2 separate regions of the Mus musculus genome follow, and region 2 is linked to region 1. Evidence: chromatin loops called from intact Hi-C (ENCODE). Cell type or tissue: left cerebral cortex. All regions are shown on one strand.

Region 1 (8,000 bases):
TGAGGCAGCGACACATTTTAATTTTGCCAAGTTTTTTTTTTCTAAATGAGATAAAACCTATATTACAACCAAGTCTAGTTTCACAAGTCATTTCTTAAAGACTTTTTCTTTCATAGATTTACTTATTTATTATATGTAAGTACACTGTAGCTGTCTTCAGACACCCCAGAAGAGGGGAGTCAGATTTTGTTACGGATGGTTGTGAGCCACCTTGTGATTGCTGGGAATTGAACTCAGGACCTTCAGAAGAGCAGTCAGTGCTCTTAACCATTGAGCCATCTCTCCAGCCCTCACAAATCATTTCTTAAAGGAGAAATTAGTGTCTTGCACCTGGACCCCATACAACCAGGGCTTTTGCGACTTAAGGAAGTTTTTTCTAAAACTGGTGACTTTCAGAAATGAAATCACTTTCTGAAGCACTCTGCTTCATTTTGTCTGAAGAAGCCGAACTGTCTCTTGCTTCTCCTGAAAGCCTAGTAGAAGATGAGCTACACCAGCCTCCCATGTTCCCCACAGAGGGATACCTTAGCTCAAATGGGTCTGAGAAGCCCATCCTCACCTTCCAAAGGGAATGGAAGTCTATCTTCATGGCTTAAACATATTAACTTTTGTAGCAATATTTTAAGAACTTAAAATAATAAAATCACTTTGTGTAAGATAAAAGAAAATGAAAATGAGCCAAGAGGTGCTGCTGTTAGTGCCTCAAAGACACAACATAATCCAAGCATCCTGCAGACCAGAACAGAGCCATCTTCTAACAGAACGCTAAGTCACATGTGGACAGGTGAAAAGCTGCCTTGGTGGCACCTTTTATACCAGGCCTTACCTGGTCCAGTGAGGTCACACAGCTACAATTAGCTCTGAGTCAGCACTGCATTCCGACGCCCTCTCTAGGGTGAGCTCACCAATTTAAGTAGAACCTTGCTTGAGAAAGGCAGCATGTCAGGGTATGCCCGTCTTTGCATGGTGACGCAGTATTAATCCTTTATAATAAACAGTTCATACTTCACTGTGTCATGGATGCTTCTCCATCTTAACTCATTTCTTCCCAGAGAGGCTGGTACTACTGTGCCTTCAGTTTTAAAAGGTAGAGATGGTTGCTTATGTGACTTGTCAAGATCCCACAGGCAGTAGTAAGTGGTAGAGGCTCCAGTGTCCTTGTACCAAAATTAGTATTACTCCTGAGCAGTTTTAGTTTTAGGAGCAAGGCCTTGCTTAGATCTGGCTTTGCAAATATGCAGCAACAGACACAAACTTGACACAGAAGCCCCTCCAGACATTTCAGCACATGAAGTATTGTGGTATCAGAGAGTAATTGAAGGTGATATCTGGAGTGTGAAGCATCCTGTGGAGAAAAGAGCAAGGAGCAAGCGCCTGGTGGGAGGGAGGGAGAGGGAGGGAGGGCACAGTGGCCTGAAGGCCATCAGCATCCAGTCCCACAGGAGGCTCAAACAGAGCAGATGGAGAGGAACGCATCCTGTCAGCTATTAATAGATGCTGAAGAACCAAGGTGGTTAGAGGCCACAGGGTCATCACAAACTCCTCGGGAAAACTTCTTGCCATCTACTTATTCCAAATTAACCTTTCCCGTTTTTGAGGAGAGAAGGAAGAAGACTGAACACTAAAGGAAAAAGAGAAAAAAGCTCCTTATATACCATTCTGTCTACTTCACATTTATATATAAAGTATACAAGTGTGCCACTGAGAGTGTTATACTGTCCACGAGAATGTACTCACACCTAATTTCATCTATATTCACTTCAAAAGGTTTTGGGGAGAAAAATGAAGCAAAGTCTACAAAATTCAGGGTAACAGCTGTTAAGACTGTCCATGTAGTCACTGGAAGCAAGGTCTACCTCACACCTCCAAATTAAACCTACCCAGACAGTCCGACAGAATAGTTCAAGGTGGGACGTGGGGTTGAAACCAGCTTTCAGCATGGTCTGCACACAGGAGGCGCCTGGGGAGTTTTAAACCCACTACCACCACCTGGCTGCCACCTGCTTGATCCTCTTGACAATTGCCTGGGCACCATGGGGTTCTAGGTCCCAAGTGATTTTAACTTTTTTGCCAAAACTAAGAACCCCTGATCTGAAGTTATGGTGTTCTAGCAGGTGACCTCAGCAATAGTGCCAACAACATGACCTTCTGCCCAAGGAGTAAGCCTTATTCAAGTTAGCTGTGGGCTAACTTAGAACCTTGTATAGAAACAATCAGCTGGAATGCAGAAAGCAGGCGCCCCGGGCCTGTCTGTCCAGTCTGCCACACAGAAGTCTCAGGTCAGGAGCTTCCGAGAACCACCCATCCAGATTAAAATCTTGAGAAGCAGTCAAGCTTCCTGCAATAGGAATTCATCTGATTTATAAGTAAATAATTAGCTGGGCTGTGGTGGCGCACGCCTTTAATCCCAGCACTTGGGAGGCAGAGGCAGGCAGATTTCTGAGTTCGAGGCCAACCTGGTCTACAGATTGAGTTCCAGGATAGCCAGGGCTACAAAGAAAAACCCTGTCTCGGGAAGAAAAAGAAAAAAAAAGATAAATAATTATGCATTTCAGCGCTATCCCGCATGGTTTGGAGAAAGGGGGTTCTTGCTAGAATTTTACCTTGAAATTTGAACTTACCCTAGAGTCTAGCTTCTTTCTATATTCGATGTGGTGTCAGTGACCCCATTTTACAACACAGTACAGGATGGGTCTGATACCAGAAAGCCAACTTTAAAAAGGAGGTTTGGCTGGCAATTGTTAGAAAGCCACAGAATTTTAAGGTACCTCATACGGTAATGTTCTAAACTTAGACCCAGGATTTTATTAACAATCTTGCAAAGTGCAGTTCACAGATGGCATCTACTTGCAAGTTCCCACTCTTTCCTTCGGGTTGCTGTGCCCACCTGTACTGTCTGGTTAGTTCTGCCAACCCTGGGCTTTTTCTCAGGCAACTGGCTTTTCATATTAAGCTCGCACAAAGTTTCATTTTGGCCTTTCCATACGCATATTATACTGTCTTCATTCATCTCCAGGGCTTGTCCCCCTACCCACCCCCACGTTGCTGGTTCCCCCTCCCTAAATGCCCCAGCTCAGCTGGCATGCTACTCCACAGGAATTCAATTACTCCCCACCCCCTCTAGATTTCTTTGCATTCACTCTTGATCTCCTCCCCAGACAGTTTCTTAAAATAGAATCTCCTGTAGCCAAGGCTGGCCTTGAACTTCTGACCCTCCTGCACCCATCTTCCAAGCACTAGGACTACAGGGGTACATTTTCATCACACACACTATGAAGTCTAAATTCAATATAGTACAGAAAATATACTCGTCTGAGTCCTGCTTTTTTTGGGGTGGGGGTGGGGGTGGCGGTTTCGAGACAGGGTTTCTCTGTATAGCTCTGGCTGTCTTGGAACTCACTGTGTAGACCAGATTGGCCTTGAACTCAGAGACCCGCCTGCCTGTGCCTCCCAAATGCTGGGATTAAAGGTGTTGGCCACCATGCTTCACTGGGCCACAGTGAAGTTTCTTTATCCTTTCGCCTACTGATGGACGTCTAGGCCAGTTCCGTTTCTTAGCTATTTTAAACAGTGCAGCAATCAATGTGGCTCTCATAACTAGCTCTGTGGGAGCATCCAAGAGGAGGACATGCTGAATGTAGCTGACTTTGACTTATTTTTTTAAACTTAGTTATTTTCATGTTGTCAAAAACATACATATCTGCAAATTAGCATTGAAAGTCATTATCATGGGGTGCAGCTCAGTTCAGAGCATTTGCCTAACATGCAAAAGGTCCTCCCTGTATCTGATCCCTAGTAGCTCTAGAGAAAAAAAGAAAAAGGGTTGGAGAGATGGCTCAGTGAATAAGATGTCTGTGAGTCAGTGTGGGACCCCAGTTGAATCTCCAGTATCCATCTAGAAAGCCGGTGTGAATGCAGTATGAATGGGTGCATCTATTATTCCAGAGCTGTGAGGTGGAGACAGAAGGACTGGGGGCGAGGCTTGCCTCCTTAATCAATGAGTTTCTGTCTCAGGAATAGGCATAGAGTGATGAAGCAGTCCAGCCACATTAACACGCACAGGTGTATAAACCTTACACACTCATATATATGCCCGAATTATACACGCTATACTCTCAAACATACACATAAACAAGAAATAATGAAAAAGTAAAACTTGAAGTAACACCTAATTAAAAAATCTAATTTTTCAACTAGTTCTGAATTTAAATACATATTAAAGAGAATAATCCTTAACAGGAAAAAGCAGTGAAATGTCATTTAATTTACATTGCAAACAACTAAACATTATAAGGAAAATTATAAATAGTAATTTATAATAGTAAGGCGGTAGGAGGCACATTGCTGGGGAGTAGAGCCTTAAACTGGAGAACAAGTCTCACTGCAACAAGCACGAAGACCTGGTCCCTGACAGAGATAAAGAGTTCAGCGACAGACTACAGGCACTGAGAGCATTTCACAAACTGGAGATTAACACAAAGCATTCATCTTGATAACAGAGTGAGTCCCAAGAAATGGGATCACAAGACAAGATATACAACCAGTATTCCCAGCTTGCTTTCTTTTCATTTTTCTAGATCCAGGGTCTCACTAGCTGGCCTGGTACTTACTATGTAGACTCATGGAGACCATGAGGGGAGCCCGCCCTGCAGGCCAGCATCACCACGCCAGGCTATTTACAATATTCTAATACAAAAGCTCCTTGTCAGGTCTAGGGATGAGAGTACAGATGCCCCGGAGAGGAGAGAGAAGGGCACTGGCACGGGTCCTCTGTGTGAAAGTGCGTCGGCTCACAATCTCAGAGCACAGGCTGCACAGGAAGGAAGAAAGGCCTTGGGGATAAGAGAAAAGGAGATGAAGCCAAGATGGGCGTCAGACAGACTCTAGAGCTGGGAATATAGCTGGTGATCAAGAACTTGTCTGATATGGACCTGGCCCTGAGCTCAGTTCCCAGAATCACAGAACAGCAAGCCACCAAACAGAACCCTGGGTTCTGGGCTCAACATGACCTCATTTCAGAGACTGCATTAGCATCAAGCAAAAAATATCTCACTTTGAAGCAATTACAGCTTACTTAAAAAACTTAGTGGAGTGACTAAAATGAAAACCATCAAATCAACAAAATATACAAGGGCCGAAAAGGATGCAGAACAATCTCACAGGACGCTCACAGAAAAAGGTGTACAGCCACCCTAGAAGTGGCAACGTCTTACACAATCACATTGGAGACAACAATGTAAGTATCTGCCATAAATGAAACCAGTGACGTAAAAACCAACATACGAATATTTGCAACAGTTGTTTCTCCTACCCAAACCTAGGAGTGACTGGACGTCCTTAAGTTGGGGACAGGGAAGCACTAGGTGCTAGGGCAGGGAACTACCAATGCACATCACGGTGTGCTCAGATCTCAAATACATTAGGCTGTGGGGGCGGGGGGCGGCACCCCTGCAAAGGTTACATGGTATGCTTCCACTTAAGACTCTGGGAAAAGTCAAAGCAAAGATGGAAAATAGATCAGTGGGTGGGAAATGAGCCAGAGGGAGCTCTGGAAGACAAGACTCTAAGCCCTATCGACAGTGATGGTTATACATCTATAGCTACGTTGACAGTCTACTGAAACAACACATTTAAAAAACAATTAAAAACTCCTTTACTAGCCGGGCATGCCTTAAATCCCAACACTCGGGAGGCAGAGGCAGGCAGATTTCTGAGTTCGAGGCCAGCCTGGTCTACAAAGTGAGTTCCAGGACAGCCAGGGCTATACAGAGAAACCCTGTCTCAGAAAAAACAAAACAAAACAAAACAAAAAACAAAAAAACCAAAAACAAAAAACCCACCTCTACTTATTCGAGAATTTCTAATGTATTGATTTTTTTTTTCTGGCAACTTTTATGGAACGGTCTACTGGGCTATCTCATCTTTCCAATGCTCAATCTATTAATCATTATTATAAAGGATGTGCCCCCAACTCTTGGACCAACTGAAATTCCTCTGCTAGGAGAAACCAGTGGAAACCTCAATCCAAAGTAATGGCTTTAAAATATCATTTCAGTTTTGGAATGTTTGACCTTTTTGTCCCTCTTGGGCATCTCTCACTTCTCTGACTTGGCTGTCTGTCCCTCCTCCATTTTGAATGGTTGTCTATCCTGTCTGCAGTTTTTCTTTCTGATCTTTCCTGGAGTGGCCTTCAGACCTGACCTCGTGTCTGTTCCTGCAGGTTCACCAGTTAACTATCTGGCATCACTACTGACACTTTTCCACCTTTTCTTTTACTCAGTTGTACTCACTAATATGTTCGGGTCAAGCTTAAACTAATGAACCAATTAAAAGTGGATCGCCTTGTGTCTTCTTTTTACCTGTGATCCTCTGACATCTCAGAGTCCCAAACCGGCCTCCTTTTTTTATACCCACTGACAGGCCAGTGCCTACCTAGCTCTATCCAGGGACCTCAGAGTTAAGTCTGGAGACCAAACTCTCTCTCCTTTCTTCCTCCATCTGGTCTACACAGCTGCTCTGAAAAGAAGCTCTCCTTCCAGGTTCCAGAGCAAACCGGCACCTCCCGAACTCAAGCACAGCTGTCCCAAATGGGCAGGGTAGGAGGAAAAGGACCTCCCTAGGAGAGGGTGTGTTTGTGCTAATTGTGCAACCCAGCTCTTTAATTCTGATTAACAAAGCTTTATCAAGACAAGCCTTCCTGCTCCAACAATACTGTTCTAGCCTCTTGGCTTGACCTTTGGCCTCAACATATCCATCATGCCTAACTGATTTCCCTGAACACTCACTTTGAGCCTTTCACATTTGTCCTGTCAAGAAACTTTAGCTCCTCTCCTGTATGCCTTTATTTCCCCTCCTCCTCCCTCTGACCACACATCACTCCCTGTTGTTTGGCGGTTAAGTGCTAGCTGCAGCAGGTGCTCCGGGATGACCACAGCCAGAGTGGTCCATCCTTCCTCCACTGAACCCTCACGACCCGTACACATTGGCCTGTGGATTTCCTTACTAAACTCAAAGATCATATTCATCAACCTTCCAAACTCCGTCATTTTAATAACCCATGGAAAGTACACATTCTTGGTTAAATTAGTCTAAGCCTCGATGTCTTTAGTTCTTGTACTAACAAGACTTGAGTATGTTTTTTAAAGCTCTTCGAATAATTTGTTTTCAGGTATCATGACACAAGTGTGTGAATTCTTTAGAGACCATGCCAGTGTAAATTTGCGTTTCACACACATACCTAAGCTATGACAACAGCTGACTTCTCTTCAACTTACCAGTGGTTCTCAGGAGAGAACCACTGACTTAGCGAGATGTGAAGTTTGCCCCCTGAAGCAGCAGCAATTCTAGCTTCTAGGATCTGAATTTCAATAGGGAGGGGCTTACGTCACAGCATAAGCACAACCTGAGTGTCTACTTTCTATGCTTATTTGGGGACAACAGAGGCCCTTCTGGCTTAAATAAAGATCACTTTTTACTCTGGAAAATTTCATACAAGATACATGACCACAGTAAGAAAGTCTAAGTCTGGGCTGGAGAGATGGCTCAGTGGTTAAGAGCAGTGACTGCTCTTCTAGAGGTCCCAAGTTCCAATTCCCAGCACCCACATGGTGGCTCACAACCATCTGTAATAGGATCTGATGGCCTCTTCTGGTATATCTGAAGACAGTGACAGTGTACTCATATACATAAAATAAATAAATGTTAAAAAAAAGGGGGAGGGGGGGAGTCTAAGTCTTTCCACCAAGAATCCTGATTTTTAAAAACAACAACAACAAACAAACTCCATTCTAGGTTGTAAGTAATATCTTCCAATAGAATGGCAACAGATCTCACCAAAACATATGGGCATTAATTTATTCCTTGCACATCAGACTTTGGGCATCACAGATTAATCAAAAGCAGCATGAAACTTTAGCTCTGTGGTCTTTTTAAAGGAGGTTGGCAAATGGGATTTGCTCTGTGTAGCTGATTTCCATAGCTTGGAATCATACTAGGTGACA
Region 2 (8,000 bases), 85 kb before region 1:
CTTCCTCGCCTCCAGATGTCTCTCATAGTGCTGCCGGGCTCGTTCTTCTCTCTCTAGCCAGACGGTTTCTCGTGCAGCTTTGGGGAAAAACAGGGAGATCCAACACATGGCAGCTTAGAACTTGAATGGCTGGTGCTGGTGAGTGAACCCAGCTCTGTGAGCACGTACAATCTGGCACAGCCTTTGCTTTTCTCACTATGCCAAGGAGGTTGCCCTGGATTCTGCTCTTTAGGAACGTGTATAGCTAGCTCTCTGGGGGCACAGCCTGCATGCCCTTAAGCTCCGGAATCAACAGTTCCATAATCTCTTTTTAAAAAGTGACATGGCCCAGCGTGTAAAAGCACTCGCCAACGCAAGCATGAGGACCCGAGTTCCTTCCCCAGCATCCAACTTGGGAGGCAGAGGCAGCAACAGGCAGAACCCTACACCAACTGGCCAGCTAGCTTAATTGGCAAGATCATAATGAGAGCCGTGTCTCAAAAGCACGGTAGATGGCTTCTAAGAAGTGACACCTCACACACACCTCTGGCTTCCACGTGCATCTGTGTATGTGCATGCACACCCGCAAGTACAACATGCACCTCCAAACATACCCACATACACATACAAATACACATAAAGAACCAAGAACAATTGCTCAATGATGGAAGACCTTTCTCTCCTTTATATGTTCCTTTCCCATCTCAGGAAGTAAACTTGTCCTCACAGCTACTTTAACATATGAGGTTTCCTCCGACCATGATAACTAAAAATCCATGTATTATTAACACTGTATGTGAGAATGTCCAAAATTTGGACCAAAAAAACTTTAGATTTTTGAGACAGAATCTTATGTAGCCCTTGAACTTGTTATGTATTTTAGGATAACTGTTGAATTCCTAGTCCTGCCTGTACCACCATTGTAGGTGTGTGCTACTACACTAGGGTCAATGTCATTTGCAATTCTGCAGCATTAGCTATTTCTCAAAGTTAGTATCTGAGGACATAAACCTTCTCAAAGAGCTGAACTGGCTTGCTGTTGGTGAAAGGACAAGGTCAGTTCAAGGTGAGGCTGCCTTGAGCCATCCAGGGCAGAGAGGAGGAGAGCTGGGGTGGCAGGCTTCCCCACAGCTCTGCTGCAGGGCCATACCTAGCCTCCACCACATCCACTTGGACTTCAGTCATCTGATCAAACTCGAGGAAGCTAGTTTCCAAAGCTCCTACCTACGGCCCCAGAGAGACTCCCAGGCTCATGTTAAAAACTGGAAAAAAAAAAAAAGGAAGAGCACCTACTATTGTGTTCTATAAAGCATGCTCTGAATGACTAAAGCCATAGTCAGAGGCCATCTTGAAACTTAACAGGAGCACAGAATTCTGACAGCTAGATAAACTCGTGTACATAAAGTTGGATTTTCTACATAGGTACCTTATTGGCAAGCTTTTAATGACACACAGAAACATACATTAGAGTGGTCTATTCCTCCCCCGCCCTTTTTTTTTTTTCTTCTTCTTCTTCAAGACAGGGCTTCTCTGTGTAAGTTTACCTATCCAGAACTTGTTTTGTAGACCAAGCTGGCATCAAACTCAGAAATCTGACTATCTTTGCTTCCCAGTTGCTGAGATTAAAGGTGTGCACCACTATATCTGGCCCTATAGTGGCAGCTCTTAGGGAGAGGCTCAGTGGGAATAGCATCTGGGAGGCCCTAGGCTTGATCCCAGCATTTCAATGCAGCAATGGAATGCAGTAAACATTTGTGACTAATTGTTTCTTTGGATGAAGACTCCTCTGCCTGCTAAGTTCCTGCTTGCTCTCCTCGCCCTGTTCGCAACAGAGCTACTCCAGTTAGCCCGCCCTCTTTGCTCTGCGTTCCCTCTCTACTCTTGCTCAGTCTCCAGCGAATCCACTTTTGAAGGCAGTGACCTCACGTCTGGCAAGCATATCACCATAACCTTTGGAAGTCTGCGGGTTATAAGGGCAAAAGCATCCAGTTAGAAAGAATCAAATCCATGGGCTCCAATCCTCATGTTCTGGTTTCTAACAACAAAAGGACACTTGTTTTTTATTTTTTGTGGTGTTGAGGACAAGTAATTTCCATTTCTAATAAACCTGCAGGTAGATCTAAGCTAAGTGGTCCACTGGTATGTGAAGAGACCTGCTACACTGGTCTCCTGCAGTTAACCTGACAGCTAACACTTTAGCATTTCCTAAGCTCTGTTTTCTATGTAGCAAAGGTTGTTCCCCGTCTCCCAGAGTAAGTTTCAACCACTTGAACACATCCAAACATCTTAATAATTAATTACTTCCTAGTTCACTGTGAAAAGCATCTTAAGAATTACTTCCTGGTTCACTGTGAACTACTGACTGGTCCACCCAATCTTGGGTAAGCTACCTGGAATGAGTTCTATCAGAGCAAGTTGTGGGGAAACATAGGGGCTTTTACGCAATTACAAGGACTAAACCATAATTATACTTCAAGTAGTACACAGTTCTTTGGACTTAGGAAAATTTGTCCACAACTTCCACCTTTGTCACCAACATCGTAACTAAAAAATTAAAGGCTGGACGTAGATGTACATTGTCATCTAAGTGATTAATTTTACAACAAATAATCCCTTGAAGACCTTTTCTTTGAGAACATTTGGGGGTCCTGGGGTGACCTGCAGCCTTGCACGCTCACAGTAGGTCAGCATGGCCCCCAGGAGCTACAGCCCTGCTTCTACTCCTGCCTCTAACAGGTCATGGAGATTCTATTGCACGCCCCCCCCCCCCAAAGTACAACAATTGTCTGTAAACGGTCACAGCGAGACTAGGCAAACAATGTTGGAAACCAAACACTACTTCCTGGTCATTGCAGCACCTGCTGGAGCCCTTGGATGAGCTGCTCAGCATGGTTCCTGCAGCCTTTTAAACTATTTTAAGAATTGAGAGTTTACTTATGAACGTTAGTAAAATAAAGTATTAACCTATAGTTTTGAGGCTGAACATTTTTTTCAGTAAGAATTCTGAACATAAAACAAACTGAAAAAAAAAAAAACCAGAAGTTGCTATAGACTGAATTGTGTCCCCTAATTCCAAACTCCCATGTTAAAGCTCTAATCCCCATGACTGTATTGGGAGGCAAGTCCTGTCGAAGGTAATTAAGACGGAAGTGGCTGGGCACAGTGGTGCATGCCTACAACCTCAGCATTGAGGCGAAGGTAGGGAAGTCCACTGTTCCAGGGCACTGGGCTACGCAGAAGACCTTGTTTTCAAGAAGCCAATCTATAAACATAAGAGAAATATCAAATGGGTCCCTAGGGAGGCCCATCTGATAGAATCTGTGGGTTTGTTTTTAAGAAGACACACGGCGTGTGCTCTCTTTCCCCCTCTGGCACTGTGTGTGTGTGATGTTATGTAACAGTGCACATATGGAGATCAAAAACCAACTTTGTGAAGCCGGTTCTTTCCTTCCATCTTTACTTGGCTACGTGGAATTAGGCACAGGTCTCCTGGCTTGCAGCAAGTGTGGTTATCTGCTGAGCCATTTTTTGTTTTCTCTGGATGCCGGTGCTCTGAGGAGAGCGCCCTAAGCAGGCATGAGACGCTGGTCTGAGGCTTCCCTGACTCCAAACTGTGAGAAAATGTAATTCTGACGCTGAAGCCACCCAGCCCATGGAATTCTGTGAGGGCAGTGCCCAGGAGGGCAGTGAGTGTCCAGAAAGCTGGTTCCATCTTTAAGTACTCAACAGTCATTTAATTTCATCAAGATGCACCTATGTAAGAGAAGAGCGTGTCCAGACAAACCACGAAACACTGGGAATGCTAACCTTCATCCGTTAAAGTTAATTCATGCCTAGGTCTTCGGTTCTTAAAAAGGAAATGGACGACACTCCCTAAGCTTCAGTAATAAGAACATGAGCAAGACTGACTTCAGTCTCATCTGTAACCGGGATGTTTTCATGGCACAGTAACGGTAGCAAGATTTTGGTGTTATACAACATGGAAATGTGCTATCAGGCTGGAGTCTATCTAGAAACCCACAGTGCCTGTTTGTTAAAGAGAATTTAGAATGAAAAATCGGTACTGGGGTAGACACACAAGGTGCGCAGGAACTTGAGCCTACCCATATCCTGCCACTGAATAGCTATGGACCAGAAGACAAGTAATGCTGTGTGAGGCTCTCTTCTTGAAATCACTACAGTACCGACTTCCGGTCAGGACTGTTGATGAGCTCATGTAACATTTACAACACTTGGTCCAGTGCCATGCTCTTCTGTGGGGGCGGCAATCGGAATAATGGGCTGTGTGTCAATCCTGGTAACTCCTGTTCTACTGCCACAGACAGCAGTCAGCCAACAGAAGATGCAGGTAGGATAGATATCTAAGAGTGAGCTTGCTCACAGGCTGGGGTGGACACCCCACCTACACCCGTCATGGTCCTTCTGAGCAAGCTTATGTATGTACAGGTGGAGAACGGGATTCCCTGCTGGAATAGAATGGAGAACACATGGATGCCATCAACTGCTTGAAGGAGATGTGGCTTAATTTAGCTCATGATTCTAAGAAGTGGGAAGCGAGAGGGAAGACGTAAGATACTCTAGGGATGGAGAGTGAAGTTACTTTACAGGACTTAGAGCACTCATGTAGAAAATACTTCTCTCATTTAATGTGGTTGGAGTGAGAATTTGAGTATGAGCCCCTACATTCAGATCCTAAGCAACACAAACACACACACACACACACACACACACACACACACACACACACACACAGGGCAGGGAGGGAGGGAGGGAGGGAGGGAGGAAGGGAGGGAGAAACCTAGGCAACAACTGTAAATGTTGCAGTAGTTAAGGACTTTTGAAGTGAAAATAAAACTGCTAAGAGTACAGAAAGCACACGGACCTTCCAGAGTGTTTACTACTATGAAATGAACAGCATTTCTTTGCATCAAACCAAGCCCCCACACTTCCAGACCACATACACTACCCCCTTCGTATAAAAGAAAAAAAAAGGAGATGGGAGGTTTTCAAAATCTACAGGAATCTGGGCATGCCAATGCTGTCTGTAATCCCAGTCCCCGGGAGGCTGAACAAGTGTATCAGGAGTTCGAGACCAGTCTGCTCTACATACTGAGCTCTCATTTTATCCCCTACCATCTTCCCCACCCTTTCTCCCAAACGGCAGCAATAAAATCAGTATCGATCCTATCGTAAGACTGAGGTTGCTTGTTTTGATTACCAGACGTAATCAGACGTCCGCTGTTTGAAAGGCTCAGAGTAGAGCTCAGTCTCCACGGACACGTTTGCCCAGCACTGAGGCCCTGGAGCTGAGCTCCACCATAGAAAGGAAGAAGCAACCAGAGCCATGAGAATAATGAATAGACCCCATGACATGTTTTGAAATGAAAATAAAAAAAGTAGCAAGCAGAACTATTACCATTATACAAAGCAGGCTTGGAGCTGAACTGAGGAACAAGATCCAGAGAGGTCTGATGTTCCCAAGAACGTACATACGGAGCAGAGCTAGAGCAGGGACAGGGCTGGTGTTCCCAGGATCATACGGAGCAAGAGAACTAGAGCAGGCTTTTAACTTGGCTGACTGCAGCACTGGGCTTTGCCCGCATTCTCCCACCCTGAAGCAGAGCCTGCTCAGGGTCGTCTTTCCTCACATCAGACTACTGGGAGCAGTGAGTAAGGTCTGGAAGCACAGGCCCCTCCTCTGTGGGCCCTTCAGATGCTTGACACTGCTTGGCACTGTCACTCCTGAGCACTGAGCTGTGCCTTCCCTAACCCTCTGCTGTCAGCTTTCTCTCTCCTGCTCCATTGGCATCTGAGTCTGTCTAGTCCTTTACATCTTCACACCTACTCTATTTGTTTATCCCAAGCAGCTTTATCAACACACACCTAGACCACCCCAGTCCCTTTACTGCTGCTGCCTCTGTCCACAACACCGCCTTCTGCCTGCTGGTCAAGCTGCTTCTGTCAAAGCTTTTCCTGAGAAGCAGGCGAGTTCCCCAGCTCCATTCAGAGGGCTACCACTGCTGGGGCCCGAGGGTTACTCTGCTCTGGCCTGTGTTTACTAGATTTGTTAAAATAAGCCATGGGGTCCATTCATAGCATGGGAGTGGGTGGAAAATGAAGGGAGGAAGGGAATTATGAGAGAAGGAGGGAGAGAAAAATGGAGGGAGAGAAGGGCGGGATGGCAGGAGGGAGGGGAGGATGGAAGGAAGGAAGGAGGAGGGAGAAGAGGAAGAGATGGAGGGAATGAGAGCTAAGGAGTAAATGATTGTCAATCAAGACTTTCATTTCATTGTCTTGATGAATGTAATTTGAGGCTTTCCCACGTTACATTTTATTTTATTCTTTGAGATGAAATCATACTCTGCAGCTTAAGCAGGCCTGGAAGTCACTATGTAGCCCAAGCTGGTTTTGAACTCTGGGTAAACCTTCTACTCTCAGTGTCCCAAGAGCTGGGATAACACTGTCTTCCCTTTAACTGTAATTAGAGTATGTAGAACTGTTTGACCTGCCCTCGCAGGACACCCACACTGTCTCTGGTCTGAGAGGCCTTCCCACTTTGCCTGTTTCCCTGTGCTTGAAGGCCAATGGAACTGAGGTGCTGGGACAGAAACTCACACATACAGAAACCCCGTAGCACCCCCTTAGGTGTGGGGAGGAGGTCTTGAAATAAGAAAGCAAGAACTTAGAAGAGATAAAGTTCCCATAATTCTAATCAGATATAGCTGCTGCTCAATCAATGGAGTCCAGCTTGACCAGTGGAGTCTTGTCACAGCTGCCTCACTGAGACCTCCCTAGGAGCACGCCCCAGAATCATCAGGCCTGGAGTTCCAGGCACTCAGTCACCTGACAGGCCGTGCTCCTGGATTGCTACCTTCACCTGGAAAGAGGCCCAGCTCATACTTCATGCTGACCCGAGTCATGTACAGGCCTGAGAGACAGGGAGCAAGGTAACTTGCTCTCCAACTCAGGACATGTGAGTGCTGGAGCTGGAGTTTAGACTCGGGATTGTCCGACTCTGGAAGCACAAAGAGCCATTCTGTTAAGATGTCTGAGCTGGAACTCCTCCTGGTGACTGATGTTCCTCCTCCACGTGGGGAGAGATAGGGAAGGTCCCCATTACTCAGTGTCACCCTTAGACTTTATCATGCCCACAGGATTCTTACTGTTCAGGGTTAGGATCTTTATTTTCTCACTTAAGGGCAAAGTAAACTTAGCAGTAAAAAGATAAAGAGTTTGCCACAGTATCCATCTGATCTTCATTCAGACCCTGCTTACCGAAACCATCCATAAATAAGCATTCAGGTCTTCCAAATGGCTGACTCACGACACAACTGCCCAGGCCCGTGTTCACAGGAGGCAACTGCATCCAGAGCTGCCTCTTCCTGACCCGAGGGTCTAGGAACTTCAGTAGAGCGATGCACCAAGTGCCTGAGTTGGGAGTGCAGGGCTACGACTGGCCACAGAGGTGCTAAGCTTGCACACTTGCAGTCTGGCTGAGAAACTAACTACTCAGAGGATTGCTTTCTGGACTCTGGCACATTTCTCTCCTCCTTTCCCTTTCTGCCCTCTGTCTCTCCTTTTTAGGTGACTAAAGTTTCCAAACCTTTGCTCAAAAGAAAGCTGTTCAACAAATGATGTTAAGTGAAATGAAAAGGGACCTCACACACAGCATTAGCTTGGGCCACACCATTACTGGTTGTCTGTTAATGAATACTAATTTGAGATGAACATCCTATACCAGGTTGAAATGAGGATTTTGCTCTCGATTATATGGTAACACATTAGACTTAGGATGGAGAAAAAGGCAAAGTAAAGCTATGGCTGGAAGGGCAGAGTCTTATATAATTACCTCAGCTAAGTGAAATTTGTTCCAAGGCCAAAGTCATTTTTATATTATTGTGTTACTTTGAAAACACATTCTGATAAATCTCTAGAACAGTTTTAAACTTAGCTATGAAAGCCAACATAAGCTAAATATTTAGAAGGTCAACAAGATCTGTATCAATATTTTATACACACAC

Evidence for each region. Peaks named below come from ENCODE experiments on the same cell type or tissue, not always from the same donor. Only the 100,000 strongest peaks of a DNase experiment are listed, where the experiment ranks them.
Region 2: a loop joins it to region 1, with 2.2 times the contacts of the local background. A loop is called at or near these places in 2 of 42 quality-filtered maps.

What each region holds. Positions count from the first base shown.
Region 1 is chr10:20,152,382-20,160,381 of GRCm38, reverse strand. It overlaps a transcript of Map7 not described here. Among named protein-coding and RNA genes, the nearest start is that of Map7, 15 kb to the left of the region's middle. In left cerebral cortex, no CTCF peak of the experiment used is centred here; DNase peaks (open chromatin) are centred at 2,847 and 4,846; H3K27ac peaks cover 783 bases.
Region 2 is chr10:20,237,347-20,245,346 of GRCm38, reverse strand. Map7 (microtubule-associated protein 7) reads right to left here. Exons shown (of 18, transcript NM_001358787.1): 4 at 1-77. Among named protein-coding and RNA genes, the nearest start is that of Rpl32l, 33 kb to the right of the region's middle. In left cerebral cortex, no CTCF peak of the experiment used is centred here; DNase peaks (open chromatin) are centred at 62 and 4,365.